2 separate regions of the Homo sapiens genome follow, and region 2 is linked to region 1. Evidence: chromatin loops called from intact Hi-C (ENCODE). Cell type or tissue: MCF 10A. All regions are shown on one strand.

Evidence for each region. Hi-C counts contacts between places; a loop is a spot of excess contacts. Peaks named below come from ENCODE experiments on the same cell type or tissue, not always from the same donor. Only the 100,000 strongest peaks of a DNase experiment are listed, where the experiment ranks them.
Region 2: it touches region 1 in a loop (6-fold over the local background); 11 of 110 quality-filtered maps call a loop at or near these places.

What each region holds. Positions count from the first base shown.
Region 1 is chr1:160,002,841-160,010,840 of GRCh38, forward strand. All of the region lies in intron 3 of LOC124904436 (a long non-coding RNA gene), which reads right to left. Among named protein-coding and RNA genes, the nearest start is that of PIGM, 25 kb to the right of the region's middle. In MCF 10A, CTCF peaks have their summits at 3,670 (motif pointing left) and 4,934 (motif pointing left); DNase peaks (open chromatin) are centred at 3,661 and 4,961.
Region 2 is chr1:159,129,357-159,137,356 of GRCh38, forward strand. It overlaps a transcript of AIM2 not described here. Among named protein-coding and RNA genes, the nearest start is that of TRR-TCT4-1, 8.3 kb to the right of the region's middle. In MCF 10A, a CTCF peak has its summit at 3,121 (motif pointing right); a DNase peak (open chromatin) is centred at 3,135.

The sequences.
Region 1 (8,000 bases):
TAGCTTGGACTACAGGCATATACCACTACTCTTGGCTTTTTTTTCTATTTTTTGTAGGATGGGGTTTTGCCATGTTGGTCAGACTGGTCTTGAACTTCTGAGCTCAAGCAATCTGCCCACCTCAGCCTCCCAAAATGCTGGGATTACAGGCATGCGCCACTGCACCCAGGCTTGAAGGGTGTTTTTGGATGAGATTAGCATTTAAATCAATACACTTTGGGTAAGGCAGGGTGACCTCCATAATGTGGGTGCATCTCATCCAATCAGTTGAAGGCCTCAATCGAATAAAAAGACTGGCTATCCTGAGCGAGAGGGAATTCTCCAAAAGACAGCCTTCATACTGGAGCTGGAACCTTGGCTTTCCTGGGTCTCCAGGTGCTGGCCTTCAGAATAGAACTATATTGTAGATTTGGACTTGCCAGTCTCCATAGTCATGAGAGCCATTTCCTTATCATAAATTTCTCTCCCTATATCTACATATGTGTATACACACACACACACACACACACTCACACATCCTCTTTGTTCTGTTTCTCTGGAGAACCCTGCCTAATGGGTACCTACTAGGAGCTCTTATAACATTGTGTTTGTCCTCATCATAGCATGAGTCTTTGCTTATAGGCTCTAAATTTCATGGTTGCATGATTAGTGCCTGTTTTTCCCCTCACTCTTATATCCCAAATGCCTAGCTCTGTTCCTGGCTTACCAAGCAGGCTGTTGGTAAATATGCATTTAATACATAATACATCAGGATAAACCTTGCACTCATGGAGCTCAGTGTAGTGGGAAAAGACGGCAAGTTATTGGGCCCTTTTAGTGCACGATGACAGAGGCCTTTACTGCAAGCACAGTAACCACATGCCACAACAATGAGGCTCCTGACCCAAGGTATGGGGCAGGAATAGGCCACAAAAGTCTCTCTGAAGGAGGTAACACCTGACCTGTACCTTAAAGAACAAGCAGGAGTTGACCACAAGGCATAGGGAAGGGAAGTGTGCTGGGAAGGGAAGGAGGAGCAGCCTGTGCAGAGGCGAAAGGCTCCACCCTGGGCAAATCGCCTCAACCAGAACCCAGCAGGGGCACCTTCCTAGAACAAGACCTGGACCAGCTCTCTCATCTCCTTGGGGCTGGAGGCGCAAGAGCAGGAGGAGTTGGGAAGCTCCTCCCATCCTTGCACCCCACCACCCACTCACCACCATGCACCTGGGAGCCACAAGCCTGTAATCTGCACTGACTGCCAGTGATCTTAGGTTCTTATCATTTCCTACTCATAATTGCCTTCTAACAGGCCTCCTTGCTTCCAGCTCTCATCTCCCCACCTCTCCCAGACTCAATCTTTGTATAATTCAAGTCTGGTCTTGTCTCTCCCCTGAGGAAATCTTGCAGTTCCTCTCCAATCCTTCCTTTAGTAGGGGGATGCCTGGCTCTTGGTCATAACCAGAAGCCCTGCCTCTCTCCATTCTTCTTTCTTTCCATTCCCCATCCTGTCCCCTAAGCTCTTGCCTTTTCAAGGGCCGGCAGTCCTGAGTGCCTCTGGGTTTTGATGGCACCAGAGCTTTACATGTTCCTCCCTGACTTCCCACTTGGCCGATTCCTGTGTTCCCTTGGAATCCCACCTTCCCTGTCTTGAGGCCCACCCTGCCCCTGCACACACCTCTCCCAGCAGCTGTCCCCTTCCTGGGCAGGCCTTAGCCCAGCATTTGTCACTGCGTGCCAGTAGTCTTTTTTCTTTTTTTTTTTCTCTCCCAACAGACTTTGAGCTCCTTGAAGGCAGAGACCATATATTACTCATCTTTGTGTCCCCTGACCTGACTCCATAAGGACTAAAAGATGAAGCCATAAATCAGCATAGGAATGATAGAGTAACATCTCCCCTGCTGCCCCCCCAGAGTCAGCCAGTAAAGGGACCCACCCACCAGCCAGAGAGCAAGATCAGCATGGTGTCCTCAGGGCACAAGGCACCCCAGGAGTTAAATAACCAAAGCCATCACCTAATCCTAAGAGACTAACATGATGGATGCAGCCTGTTCGCCAAGAGGCAGGTAGGAGTGGTGTTGGCCCCAGAAAAGCCAGACCGTATCTGTACACATGCATCCCCATTATTCCCTCCGTTGAGAGGCACACCTGCCACCTCCATCCCCCCTCCACAGCCAAGGTCTCTCCAGGCTCACTGTTGGCCCCAGCTGTCAGGAGTGACTGTTAGACTTCTGCCCCTGCTCCACTGCTGCCCCTCTCTCTGGGGCTGGATGGGTGCATGGCACCAAAGCTCTTGAGGGCAGAGCCTCCCCAACCCCATCTTCCCATCCCACCCCATGAGTCTCACAGGTGTTTCACTGGATGGCAGGGGATGCTGGTCGACTGCCCAGTGCCACCAGATGGCCGTGTTCTAGCCTGCTTCACTTGCCCTCTCTCTTCCCAGAAGGAAGCCCTCAAAGACGCCAGGCCAAGGGTCCAGGCGCCATCCCTAAGCAACCAGGCAATCATATCTGGGAGTGCCAGAACACACTGTCACTGGAGAGAGAAAAGCCACAGACTGGAAACCTAGCTTTCTTCTCTTGCCTGTCAGAAAGTGTCCTCTGAGTTACCAGCAAGCCTGCTCTTTTCCCAGAGGGTGATCTCTTTTCTCCCCTCATGTTCAGGCAGAGATACCTGCTTGGAAGTCTCAGAGTTCCTCCAATGGTAACTTTCCAAGGAGGGAAAAGTCGACCCGCACTACTACTTAGCCTGAAACATAGCTCTCCCTAGGCCTAGATGGGGAGGAATCATGCAGCCTGCCCACCCTGTGTTTTCCAATCCAGACCTATGACATTTTATAGGCAGCAAGACATTTTACAGACTGCAAGCGAGGCGAATAAAACGGCCTGTTTTTGAAGATTTGGGAAGCAGGTAAAAGTCTAGGAGCTTGGCAGCTATGAGGTCAGAAAGGTCTTTGTACAAACAGTTTTGTAACTTAAAATAATTCCTACACTCCCAGGTCACCTCCCATATAGTCAGTCAGAGCCCAGGTGAGCTAAACCTTCACCCTACTCTCTGGGTTATCGTGTGTCCCAGGCCCGAGGCCGAGTTTGCCTTCAGCAACTCCCTCTTCCTCCAACTTTCTCCCTCATCCCCCTCTCCCCTTACAGTAAACTTAGGACTCCACATTTTTTGGAAGTGTAGCTCAGGTCACATTATAATTTTCATGGGCCTTAGCTACTCTGGCCTTAGAGAGCCTCACCTCCATAATTTTTTTTTTTTTTTTTTTTTTTTTTTGTGACAGGATCTCGCTCTGTCACCCAGGCTGGAGTGCATTGGTGCCATCATAGCTCACTGCAGCCTTGAACTCCTGTGCTCAAGCAATTCTCCTGCCTCAGCCTCCCATGTATCTGGGATTACAGGTGCCTGCCATCACACCTGGCTAATTTTTTTTTTTAATTTTTAATTTTTATTTTTGTAGAGATGGAGTCTGGCTGTTTCCCAGGCAAAATGTAATGTAAGCTGGATTCCTTATTATATTCATTATTCTTATATTTATTTTTTCTTTGTATTTCAAAAGAACTTAAAATTAAAACATTTTCATGGGTACCAGTAAGTATCATGGCCCCAGATGGTGTGCCTCCTGAATGGGTAGTTGGCCCAGATGTAACTCACAGCACCCCACCTGCTCAGAAGATGCACAAACCTGCCTGCGCCCTCTGTCGGCAGCAGCAGTAGAGGCCTTCAACCTCTACTTCAAAGTGTAGACCCACAACACTTTGAATTATTCTTTCAGCTAACAATTTATCAGAGCAACCGACATCATAAGGTCAAGTATTCATGAATTCCCACTCCATTAAAGCCTTCACTTAGCAGCCTATACATGTATTCGGTGAATATGAATGTTCCCAATGAAAATATTTGCCTAATAAATGAATCGACTAAATCAAAACATTAAAACTGTGTGGTTGAAAAGTTATGAAAACATCCATATTTAATTATTAAATTATATTTTAACTACATCAATCAAATCATTACTTAAACACATCATTTGCTGAAATTTTGCACACTTATTCTAGAATACTTTTATAAACAGAAAAAAATAAAGATAAAAGTTTCAAATAAACTGGATTATTTAGCCTGCTAAATTACAAAGTGAAGGGTTATTTTGTATTTCATCAGTTTGATAAATTTGAATAGGGACATATCACATTTCCCCAAGTGGGGAGGGACACACCTGTAAAAGATTTAGAACAGGCATGTCTTGTTTTACATAAATACTTGTATTATGAAATTGTAAAACATAATCAGAGAACCAAATAACTTGGCCTCTTAAGTCCCATTTTTAAAATGGAAACTTGGACTAGTTAGTACTTTCCAAGCATTTTTAGTTATAAAAATGCCTTCGTAAAGTGAAATGGTCATAGTTAATAATGACAGTTAATCTTTGTGTTTTCACATATCGTCTCATTTCATCCTTACAACACCATATGATCAGTGTCATTATGTTACAGCTGAGGGAAGTGGGGCTAGACGAGGTTAAATAACATACTCAAGATCAGACAGCTAATGAATGAACCAGAACTCAGACCCAGTTGTGTTGAACTTCAAATCTCATGCCCTTCAATCCCTCAGACTCCTCTCTATGAAGTGGAAGGGGAGGTTTTGCCAATTGAATAGAAGTTAGGGGCTCCTCACAGCCCCACTAACTCCACTTCTCATCCAGGGAACTCAACTTGAAAAACATCCCTTTTTTCCTATCAAAAAAGATTTCAAGTAAGAGTTTTGCCTTTATAGCAGGTCGAATAACTCTTGATTTGATAAAACTTTTATCAAGCTTAAGATACAATTTTTAAAATTCTCATAGTTCTTTTGTGTCTCCCAAACAGATCCAGTGATTCCCAGAAGTCTGCAGACCCCACCCCAATTAAGAAATTCAAGCAAATTTCAGACAGGTGGCCACATGCACAATAATATGGCATATAGTGACATCTATTGGTCAATTGTGATATTGCATCCAACTTCCTTTCACAGGAAATTTAACAGGAGCTGGTTGATGTGGAATTATACTAGTCTCAGGTATAAATCAAAATAAGAAAAATTCCTTTCATACAGAGAAAGCAGAAGGGAGATCTTGGAATCTCCATGTTCAGTTAAAGGTCTGAGTCCTAGTCCTGATTTTACCATAAATAACTTGGTATAGACTTGGTTAAGTCACTTGGTCTCAGGAGCCTCATCTTCAATCAAACAGGGTCACGCCCTCTCAGAGGCCCTCAAAACACTAAAGGACACCCTCAGGGCCCTCTAGGAAAGGCAGAGTCAAGTGAGTGTGGCTACTGTCTTCACTCCCACATCTAGGCACATCTATTATTATCTTTTCATAAGCGAATTTTCTTCTTAAAAGTTTCAAAAATATTCTGTTTCTACTATTCGGACCTGGTCAGCCCATGTCAACATTTACTGTACCCCGCACATTTTAGGGTCCTGTACTAAATCTATTCTTGTTTAGTTTTGTTTTGTTTTACAGACAGGGTCTCACTCTGTCGCCCAGGCTGGAGTGCAATGGCACGATCACAGCTCATTGCAGCCTCAAACTCCTGGGCTCAAGCAATCTTCCCACTTTGACCTCCCAAGTAGCTAGGATTACAGGCATGAGCCACCAGGTCAGTCCGATGTACTGAATCTTTGTAATCTACAAAAATAGGAATCTAGCTCCCTTCCCTTTAAGAACTTACAATTTAGTTGTGGAATAAAACAAACACATCATCTACTCATTCTTTAACTAAGCATTTTTGTCAAATCAATTGGAAGATTTTCTTCCATGAGATCATATCTCTGATTTTATAAAACAAGTCAATGAGAGAGAGAAAATTCTTTTTATAGTCAATCTTGCTGGAAGGCATCTTTACCATAAAATAAATGTTTCAGGAGTCTCTTGGGAAGAATTCATGATGCAGTTGAGATCCACTGTCATCACTATGTAACAGTGTTCCTTCTCATGGGAATTGGATGAGATTAAGAGACTTTGTGAATATTCTCTGTTGTGCTTAAGCAAAGTTTATAAGGCTCTTGGTGTCCCAACCAAGAATACAGGCTTTGTATAGGCAAGAAGGGGAGGCATAAGATATCTGTAAATTTCCCACTAAAAGCTCATCTTCACTTAGAAACCAAATTGTTTGATTATTAAGCATTTCTATTCAAGAATAGAGAGAAATTTACTCCTCAATGATCCAAATAAGGTAATAATGTCATAAATAATGATTGATTAAGCACTTACTCTAGCCCTGAAACTCTCCTAACAGTTTTACCTCATTTAATTTTCACATCTCTAAAAAGTACATTCTATTTTTATCATCATTTTAGAGAAGAGGAAACTGAGGCACAGAGTTATAAAATAACTGAGGAAGTTATGATTAGCTAACTCCACTGATCCAGATTGCCTGCCCTTGCGAAAGTTGTAAAAGGAGGTCATAACAGTACCCCTCCCCCACAGGCTACCGGTTACCCCCAAGGACTTTGCTGTAGGCACAGCCTGCACCCAGCTCTGGGCTCAGGGACTTTCTGGACAATTGCACAAGGTCAGGAGTGGCATGGGCAATGCCTGAATAATTGCCCAGCCTTTTATGTTAGAAAAAAAAGAAAAGAAAAAGAAAGTGAAGTTCTTTAGGCCTGTCTCTGTCTCATAGCACTCTGCATAATCTGTCTTATTGTGGTCAAAATGCAATATGTACACTACTTTAGAAGCTTATCAAATCAGAGATGTTCTCTTGCTCAGGTTGGGCCCGACTGAATGATATCGGGGCAAAGTGATGAGAGTTTCAAGACTCCAACAGACATAAAAGAATAAAAGAGTTATTTCATTGTCCCATTTTTCCTCTACCCTAGAAAGTCCAAGAAACACTTGATTGTAATGTGTACAGTTTCCAGATTTTGACCGAAGATAAAGTTATTTTCAAATATCTGAGAAATCTAAGACCACGTTCCCTACCCTACCTTCCCCCTGTCCTCAAGTTAAAGACCCATGGACCACAGCCAAGCCCCTGGGCAAAGCTGGATAACTCTCAAAGGGGAAGTATTCTGACCTTTCAATTATATTCCCGAGAATGAGGATGATAAGCTTGAGTCCCCCAATCATAACTCACTGCCATCTTAGACCTGCTGAATGGACAGGTCTGCTCTGACAGATAGATTATGAGGCACGCAAAGAACAAAGAACCTTTCTCTGAGGAATTTCATAATCACTGTGTCTTTTCTTCTCCTTCCTTTAACATGTGTAATTTATCTTCTCTTGGAAAGGTGCATATAAATTTTAATGCAATTTGCTTAAGAACAATTAACAAAGTCACAATTTGAGAATCCTATTTGTTTCCCAGGAGAAAGGGAAACATCTGAACTGCATGCTGAGTACTAAGGAGACTTCAGGCCCTTAAAGAGGAATTTAACTAGAAGGTATCCCTGATTTGTCAGGCCCTTAAGACAATAAAACATATCTGTGTGATCATAAGACAGCCCCATCCTTCAACACTGACTAAAAAGCCTTAGGTGACATTGAACAAGCAGGCACATATCTCAGGACTTCAAGATTAGAGAGATGGAGCCCTCCATCTCTAGTCAAATAAAACACTAGTCACAGAATTTCTGTAAAGGAAGAGTATTAAGGACATTGTCCAATCTCCAGTTCTACGTACTTTCCCCTTCCACAATGTGTTTGGCAAATGGTCAGACTCCCTTTCTATTGTCCAGAGGCTAGGAGGAAAAGATTATCTTATTCCACATTAGAAACAAATGCTTATCCCCCAGGTGGCTATAAATCCCAGGTGGCATTCAGGTAGTTTCCCTTGTAACCTGCTGATGCAGCTGAAATTTTCTCAAGTATGGATTGGAAAAAAGAAGCTGCCTATCCATCTCTACCCTCCTTGCTAGGCTCTGGGAGGCATGCTGAATGCACAAAAGGCCCACTTTTCAACTTGAGAGTCAATACAAGTGGAATAGCCAGTGTTTCCAATTCAGCATGACAATCTGAGTCAATGCATTTAACACTCTCC
Region 2 (8,000 bases), 870 kb before region 1:
CTAGAAAATTCATGATGCTAACTAAGCTGACAACTGCATTTGTACCTGCTCTATCCACCTTCTCTTCAGTTACAGTACTAAGGGTTGAGTCTACAGCCAGGTTGTGAACCCAACAATAGGACACTGTGGTTAATGGTGCAAGTCTCAAGCTAGATTGACTGGGTATCAATGCTGTCTCCACCACTTACTATGTGATGTTGGTTACTCAGAGTACCATTCTATGCCTCAGTTTCCTTATCTCAAAAAAACAGGATAACAATAAAAAGTACCTCTGTAGGAGAGGCTGTGTAGGAATTAAATGGAATCATGCCCTCAGAACAGTTACTGAATAAGAGGGGAACAACTTTCATTACTACTATTATCATTATCTCTGACTGCCTCCTCAAATACTAAACTATCTATTGATTACTCCTCTCTCTTGTTCCTTCAATGTTTGTCTTTATGAGATAACTTCCATGAGCATTTAAACATTCACTACCATTCCCTGTCAAACAAACCACTCCCTAAACCACACACTTCTCCCTCCAGCTCCCATCCCATCCACTAACTCCATTTCACAACAAATGTTTTAATTGTATACACTCCTTGCTTCTCCTTCCTCACTTCTCACTCACTTGGGAACTCACTAATGTCCACTTCTGTCACTCCACTGAAGCTTCCCTTGACAACCCATGTATTACCAAATCCTAAAGGAAACGTCGGCCCTTATCAGCAACATTTGACACTATGGCTCGTGCACCCTTTTTTAAAAGCATCTGTTCATTGATTCTGGCCCCAGCCCTCCTAGTTTTCTTCCTGCCTATCTGGCCAGTCTCATTTGCTCGCTTCTACCTCCTCTGATGATTCCTTAAATGATGGGTTCCTCAGGGCTTCTTCTTAGCCATTCTTCTTTTCTTATTTTACCTTCTATGAGATATTGACCACTCCCAAGACATCAATTTACTCACAACAGACTGATCATTCCTAACTTGTATTTCTGACCTAGATTTCTCTTCACAGTTCCAGGCTCATATATCTAGCTGCCCATTAGACATATCTACTGGTACATATTTGACACCTCAAATTCAACATGTCTAAAGTGGAAATACTCATCTTCCCTGGCCTTTTTGAGAATCTACTTCCACTACCTATCCCCTTTCTCATTAAAAGGCACTTCCATTCACTCATTTGCTCAAGCCAGAAAGCCGGGAATCATCCTGGGCTCTCCTTTTCCCTTTGCCTCTTACAGCTGATTTCCACTGAGTCTTATTCATTTGATATATTAAATGACCCTCAGTTTTATCCTCTTCTCTCTCTTTCTCTCCACTTCTCTAATACAAGCCAACACCATATCACATATACCCTCAAACTGTCTCCAACCTAGCTTCCCTTCAGTCTTTCTCCAAATTCTTCTGGAATAATCTTTTCAAACTGTATTCCAAACTATAAATCTAAGCCTGGTCACCACACACACACACACACACACACACACACACACACACACACACGCACGCACTCTTCAAATCTGTCATTGGCTGGTATTTTCTCTTAGGATAAAATCCTAACTCCTTAAGAAGGTTTATCAGTTCCTCCACAATCTGGCTCTCGGCATTAGATGTCAGTCTCACAGACTGCCTGGAGTGCTTTTTTTCTCTCCTTCCTTCACAGCTTAATGCCACTTCTTCCAGGAAGCCCTGATGATCCTCCAGCTTCCAGATGTTCCATGGTGTTCTCTGTACTTCCCCTAAGAGTGAACCCTCCATAATGTGTTGGGATGACCTAATCAATGTCTGTCTTCCACACTCCAGAGCAAGCAGTTTAAGACCCAGAACCATGCCTGTCTTATTCCCAATGCATCTCCAGTGCCTCTCAAAGTTCCGGACCCACAGCAGGCACTTCATAAAGACTGGATGAGTAGATGAACTAATGCTATTTTCCTTGGGGAATGATTCGGTACACTTTATACTGTGTTTCTCTAAATTCTGTGTGTATCATGACTGAATTTGTGCATATATATATGTATATGTATACATATGTGTGTGTATACATATATAATGATCATAATTAAGAGTTTTTGAATTACAGGAGAAGTAATTAGAATAATTTATCTCTGAACTTTGTCATACAGTACATTTGAAGGAAAGAAATTATTTAATGAAAATCTAGAAATTGGGAGCAGTTTAGTAGCGTGATGCAAGGATCTTAGAGGAAAAGTTTTAAAGGACACTATACTCAGGTTAAGACAAGACTATTTAAAAAAATAATTTGTAGCAGATTAGATTCCTTAGAGATCAGCTTGGAAACTATGAAGACATATTCATTTCAGTTGGAGAACCTAGAGGAGAATAACTTGGGATAGAAAGTGGGCGGACAACAAAATCCAAATTTTAGGAGACTGTTCAATAATACTGCTCAATCTACACAGTTGGATCATCTGTACTTTAAACACCTTTAACAGATAATCTATTTCTTATTAATGGTATTTCAGATAAAAGTCTGAAATTTTATTTCTCTTCTTGAATATATAGATCATGGATGAGATTTACAGACAACACATGCATTTAAACAGGCAAGACGTGGTATTTCACCAAAAGACCAAAATCAAGTCGGGAAAGAACGTATTTTAATGTTCCTGCTTTGACCCCAAAATACAGAAAATAAAATAGTATCTGAAAAACATGAAACTCAAACTTCATGGGGGCAAATGCTGTGTGTGCAAAATCACTGACTTGCCAGGCGTGGTGGCTCACGCCTGTAATCCCAGCACTTTGGGAGGCTGAGTCAGGTGGATCAACTGAAGTCAGGAGTTCAAGACCATCCTGGCCAACATGGTGAAACTCCATCTCTACTAGAAATACCAAAAAAAAAAAAAAAAAAAAGAAAATAGCTGGGAGTGGTGGCGGGTACCTGTAATCCCAGCTACTCAGGAGGCTGAGGCAGGATAATCACTTGAACCCGGGAGGCGGAGGTTGTAGTCAGTGGAGATTGCAGTGAGCGGAGATTGCGCCATCGTACTCCAGCCTGGACAACAAGAACAAAACTCTGTCTCAAAGAAAAAAAAATGACTTTACCAAGAAAAAAGATATTTTATTTAGAGTTTGCATTGGAAAAGCTGGCTGGTGACATTGTGCAAGCCTCCCAGCAGGTGGCGCCCTGAACCAATGAATGTGAAAAAGAACGGACTCAGACACACCCACATTTCAAGAATTAAAATCATCTCTTTTGCGATATATATATTCTGACCATACATTCAGTAGATTGTGGAATCCATATACCCTTGCCCTCTGTACAACACACATATACACATGCGTGTGGACACATTCCTCCACCAGAGAATAGAGTAACACCCTGTATTATGACGGCAAACATTGGCGAGCTGGACATACAAATTAAATAGACACCTATTAATATATGTATGTGAATTGCATCTGTTTATAAGAGGCAGTCCAGTACCTCCAAATGGGTCCTTAACACCGCCTAGTAAATATTCTGCATTTCTCTGCTATATTATTATCATCCTCTCACTCTCCACAGTAACTAATCCAAATTTCTCTGTTGTTTTCAAACATCCAACACCTTCTCTTTTTCTCAGTTATTCTCTGTTCAAGACATGGCTACTTACTTTAAAAGAAGAAGGATAGCCACTGTCATCAGATGGAATTTCCTCATCTTCCAGATATCAACATGCAAATCTTCATCTAAACATCTACCTTCTTTCCTTCCAAGGGTCACGGAGGAGCTGGCCCTCCAGCTACCCACTGCTAATGCCTTCTCTGGCACTCTGATCCCCTATCACATTCCCAAAAACCTTGGCTTCTATTTATGTACTTGCTCTTGTTCTCTCTCTCTCTCTCTCTTTCTCTCTCTCTTAATGATTTCCTTCCCAATAGCTTTCACAGAAACTCAAGTATCTCCCACTAAAAAAACAATTAAGATGTGTGGAACTACAGATACAAGTTTGGTCACGAGTTGATCACTGTTGAAACTGAGTGGTGGGTAAATGAGGATTCATAATGCTATTCTCTCTCATTTTATTTATGTTGGAGAGTTACCATAACGAAAAGTTTTAAAGTAAGGGAAAAAAAGATATTTTTGTTTGACTCCTCATAGCTTCCTCACCACCCTCTCTTCATGTCTTCATGCCCACACTTCTAAAAGTTGCCTATATGCATTCTTTGTTTCCTTACCTCCCACTCCCTCTGCAACTCCCTCCATCTGCTTTTTTTACCTAACACTCCAGAGAAATTAAAACAGCTATCACCCTTGACTTCCATGTCACATAATCTAGTGGATACATTTTAGTTATCATCACTACTGACTTCTCAGCAGCATAGGATACTCAAACAAGTTTCTTCTTATATACTTCTTTCCCTGGGCTTCAGAAATTATAATATTCTGCTTTTTCTTCTACCTCTCCCCACTACTTCTCCGACTCCTCTTACTCTGTTATTAAATGCTGAAGTTCCTCTTAGCTCATTCTTAGGCCCTTTCTCTTCTCACCCTGTACTTTTTCCTATGTGATCTTATTCATACTCTTGGCATTAAATTCCACCAACATGCATATGACTTCCAAAATTAAATCAGCAGTTCAGACCTGACCTGACTCTCACCTTCATACGTGTGTGACATCTCCTCTACTATATCTCAAAAGCACCTCAAAATTAGAAGCTCCAAACTGAACTCACCATTTTCTCCCCCAAACTTGGCCTTCTTCAAGTGTTTCTGATCTTAGCGAATGGTGTGCAAACCAGAAATCTTAGAGCCTTTCTTGTCAACTCTTTCCCCTTTGTACCATTTCTAATCCATCAACAAATCCTGCATGTTTTAGCTCATAAATACTTCTAAAACCCTTTTTCTTCTATATCTACCATTACCACCACCAGCACCATTATCACCCCCTTAATCCTGGCTAATATTGCTTTTCACAACAACCTCTGGTGGTAACTTCTAATTTAGCTCAAGCATCTATCCTGGCAGCCTTCCACTCTGTCCTCTGAGCAGCAGCTGGAGTAATCTTTCCAAAATGCAAATCCAATCATGTTATTCTTTGGCTTAAAATCTTTCAGTGGTTTTCCATTGTTTTTAGGATAAGGAGAGAAAAAGCTTACAGGGAATACAAGGCCCTTTGGGGCCTTGTCTCTCCAATTTCACTTCATGCGGCCTTCTCCCTCACTCTCTATTGTGAAACCAAACTCGCTTTACAGTCCTTCATCCGGCCGAGTGCGGTGGCTCACACCTGTAATCCCATCACTTTGGGAGGCGGAGGCGGGTGGATTACCTGAGGTCAGGAGTTCAAGACCAGCCTGGACAACAGGGTGAAACCCGGTCTCTACTAAAAATACAAAAATTAGCTGGGCATGGTGGCAGATGCCTGTAATCCCAGTTACTCGGGAGGCTGAGGCAGGAGAATCACTTGAGCCCGAGAGGCGGAGGTTGCAGTGAGCTGAGATCGCGACATTGCACTCCAGCCTGGGAAACGGGGCAAGACTCTGTTGAAAAAAAGAAAGAAAGAAAAAAAGCCCTTCATGCACGGCATTCTCCCTCCCTCTACAAAAGCTTCATTTATGCTGTCTCTTTATAGAAAGCCCTTTCCTTCATTCTTTGCCTAGTTATTTCCTTATCTTTCAGATTCAAGTCAAGAGACACTTCCTGGGGGAAGCTGTCCTTGATCTTCCTGAAGAGGTCAACTCTCCCAGCCACAGAACTTCTTTGCTCCATGGATCTCTCCTTCATTTACCATTGCAGCTTTACATGTTTTTCTGTGATCACCTCTGTCTCATTTGTTCATCATTGTACCTCGCTCAGTTCTTAGCACACAGCAGGTACTATAAGCATTTGTTGAGTGAGTAAATGAATTAATGATTATTATTCATTCAACTCTGTCAGTTTTCCCTCTATTTAACCTGTCTCTAGATTACTTTCACCTTCATCTCTGAGTGGATAATCAGGGACTACCCCTCATTTTTAATATTAATATAGTTCTGTGCTTTTATAATTTATGCATGCCAGGATCCCATATGTGGGGCATGCCAGGCATCACTTTTACTCTAATATTTGGAGCCAGATTATTATTTTTGTATTTTAAAAATGCAGACATAATGAAATAGAACCCTAAATCTAGAATGTAGCATAAAGTCTACGACTTCAGAGAAATGCTGTGCTTAGTACAGGCCACTTGAGGCCCGGCTTCCTGAACCTGGAAGTAAGCCATCACTCTCCTCAGCCATTAGAGACATGCTTAAGCACAAACCTTAAAAAGCACCGTTAGAAGTTTATACATAATAGAAAATTTTTTTAAGTTTCATGCTCCCTCAAAATAATATAACTTGTTCTAAGCAGTCGGATATTTTGGATGGTACCATTTCCTTATTTAAAAGTGGTCTATAGATGTAGCAAAGGAAGACAAGTTATCAGCAATTGTTAGTGATTGCCAGAAGATGCTCCCTTCAGATTCAGGACTGAGCTGGGTCCACAGCAAGGAATTCACCCAGAAAAAGATTTGTCCTGGAATACAACAGCCAAGCCCTCGTCTCCTGTCTCTTCCCAGCTCCCCAGGCATTTGTTTTTAGTCTAATTCCATCTCTGTAGACACCAACCTGCCTTCTCAAAATAGACACACTCGCCCTCATCCCAGGCTTTAAAGCCCGGCATTGCCCCACGCAGAGAAGTCCTAACACGACCCTTTCCACGGGGACTAGAATCTGAGGATTGTTGTAGGACTTCTCTGCTCGTAGCCCTAGAGAAAAATCTAGGCCTTTTACAGTGATCACTATGGGCAGAACGTACTCTTGGAGGGTAACTACTATTTAAAATACATTATGCATGTCTTGACTTCCACTAGGACTCCGCTTGAAGAAGAAGATGGTTAGAAACATGGGCCACAGATAAAATCTCTCAAGTCCTCACGCACAGCCTCCAAGAAACTAGCTTGATCCATACAATCTGAAGGTTTAGAAAGAATAACTACAAACAAGGAGGTTAGCATTTGTGTTTGCACCTCCTATGTATCTACCTCGACAATTTTACAGCTTACCCTATTTAATTCTAGGTATTAGTTAGATCATTTACTAGATGAGAAAATCAAGGGACTTAGACTTAGTGCATGTCTACATTCATACAAGTAAATAGCGAGACCTCAGATTCAGACTCAGATCTGTGTCATTACCATGAAGTTGCTGCTTCTACTATGCTCATGGTTATCAACTTCCCTTATCATAATACGCCATTTCTCACCATTCATTCTCTCAAAAGAATCATCACTGAACAATATTACCACCATGGAAGCAAAGAGATCCAACTAACTTCCAAGGAGCACATAGTTCAAAGATATTCTATTCCATTATAATTTATAGCAAGTACTAAGGACATAAACACTGCAATCATGTTTTCTGGGATAAGGTCTATTTGCTACAGCTTTACATATAAGCAAAATGAACATTTTTACCATTAGGTAATAACTATTGTAATGACAATAAATAAAAATAACTAGTTTAAAAATAAGTGATCTCGGCCAGGTAAGCTCTCCAGAGATGATAAATCACTTTTGTAGGTGGACTGTTACAAAACCCTCCACCTCTGGTGGTACAGCACTACGGCTTGGGAATCACCGTGCCACAGCTTGCTGCTTCTAAAGGCTTTGGGCCCAGGAGACCTCTAAACCTGCCTACATATCTGACTCTATTCTCTACCTGTCTATTCTATCTCTGTCTGTTCTCTACCAACAGATAAAATTTGCCTTTTAACATAGAAACCAGAACCTCCACTCAAACTCATCAGTGGTGCTCACTAACATTTAGAAAAGCCTCACCTCCAAGCCTTATGTCAGTGATTGCCAGTGGCACTAGAATTGCCCCTCAGAAGTGGTTTGAAAATTTGATGGAATAGTTTTTGTTGTTATAATGATTGGGGGCCACGGTTAGCTGTAGAGAGGAAGAGCATGCTGGACTTAAGAGTCCCAGAATGTGTAAGGGCATCTCTCACAAAGAGGAATTGACCCATGATGTATACTCCTGAATGACCTA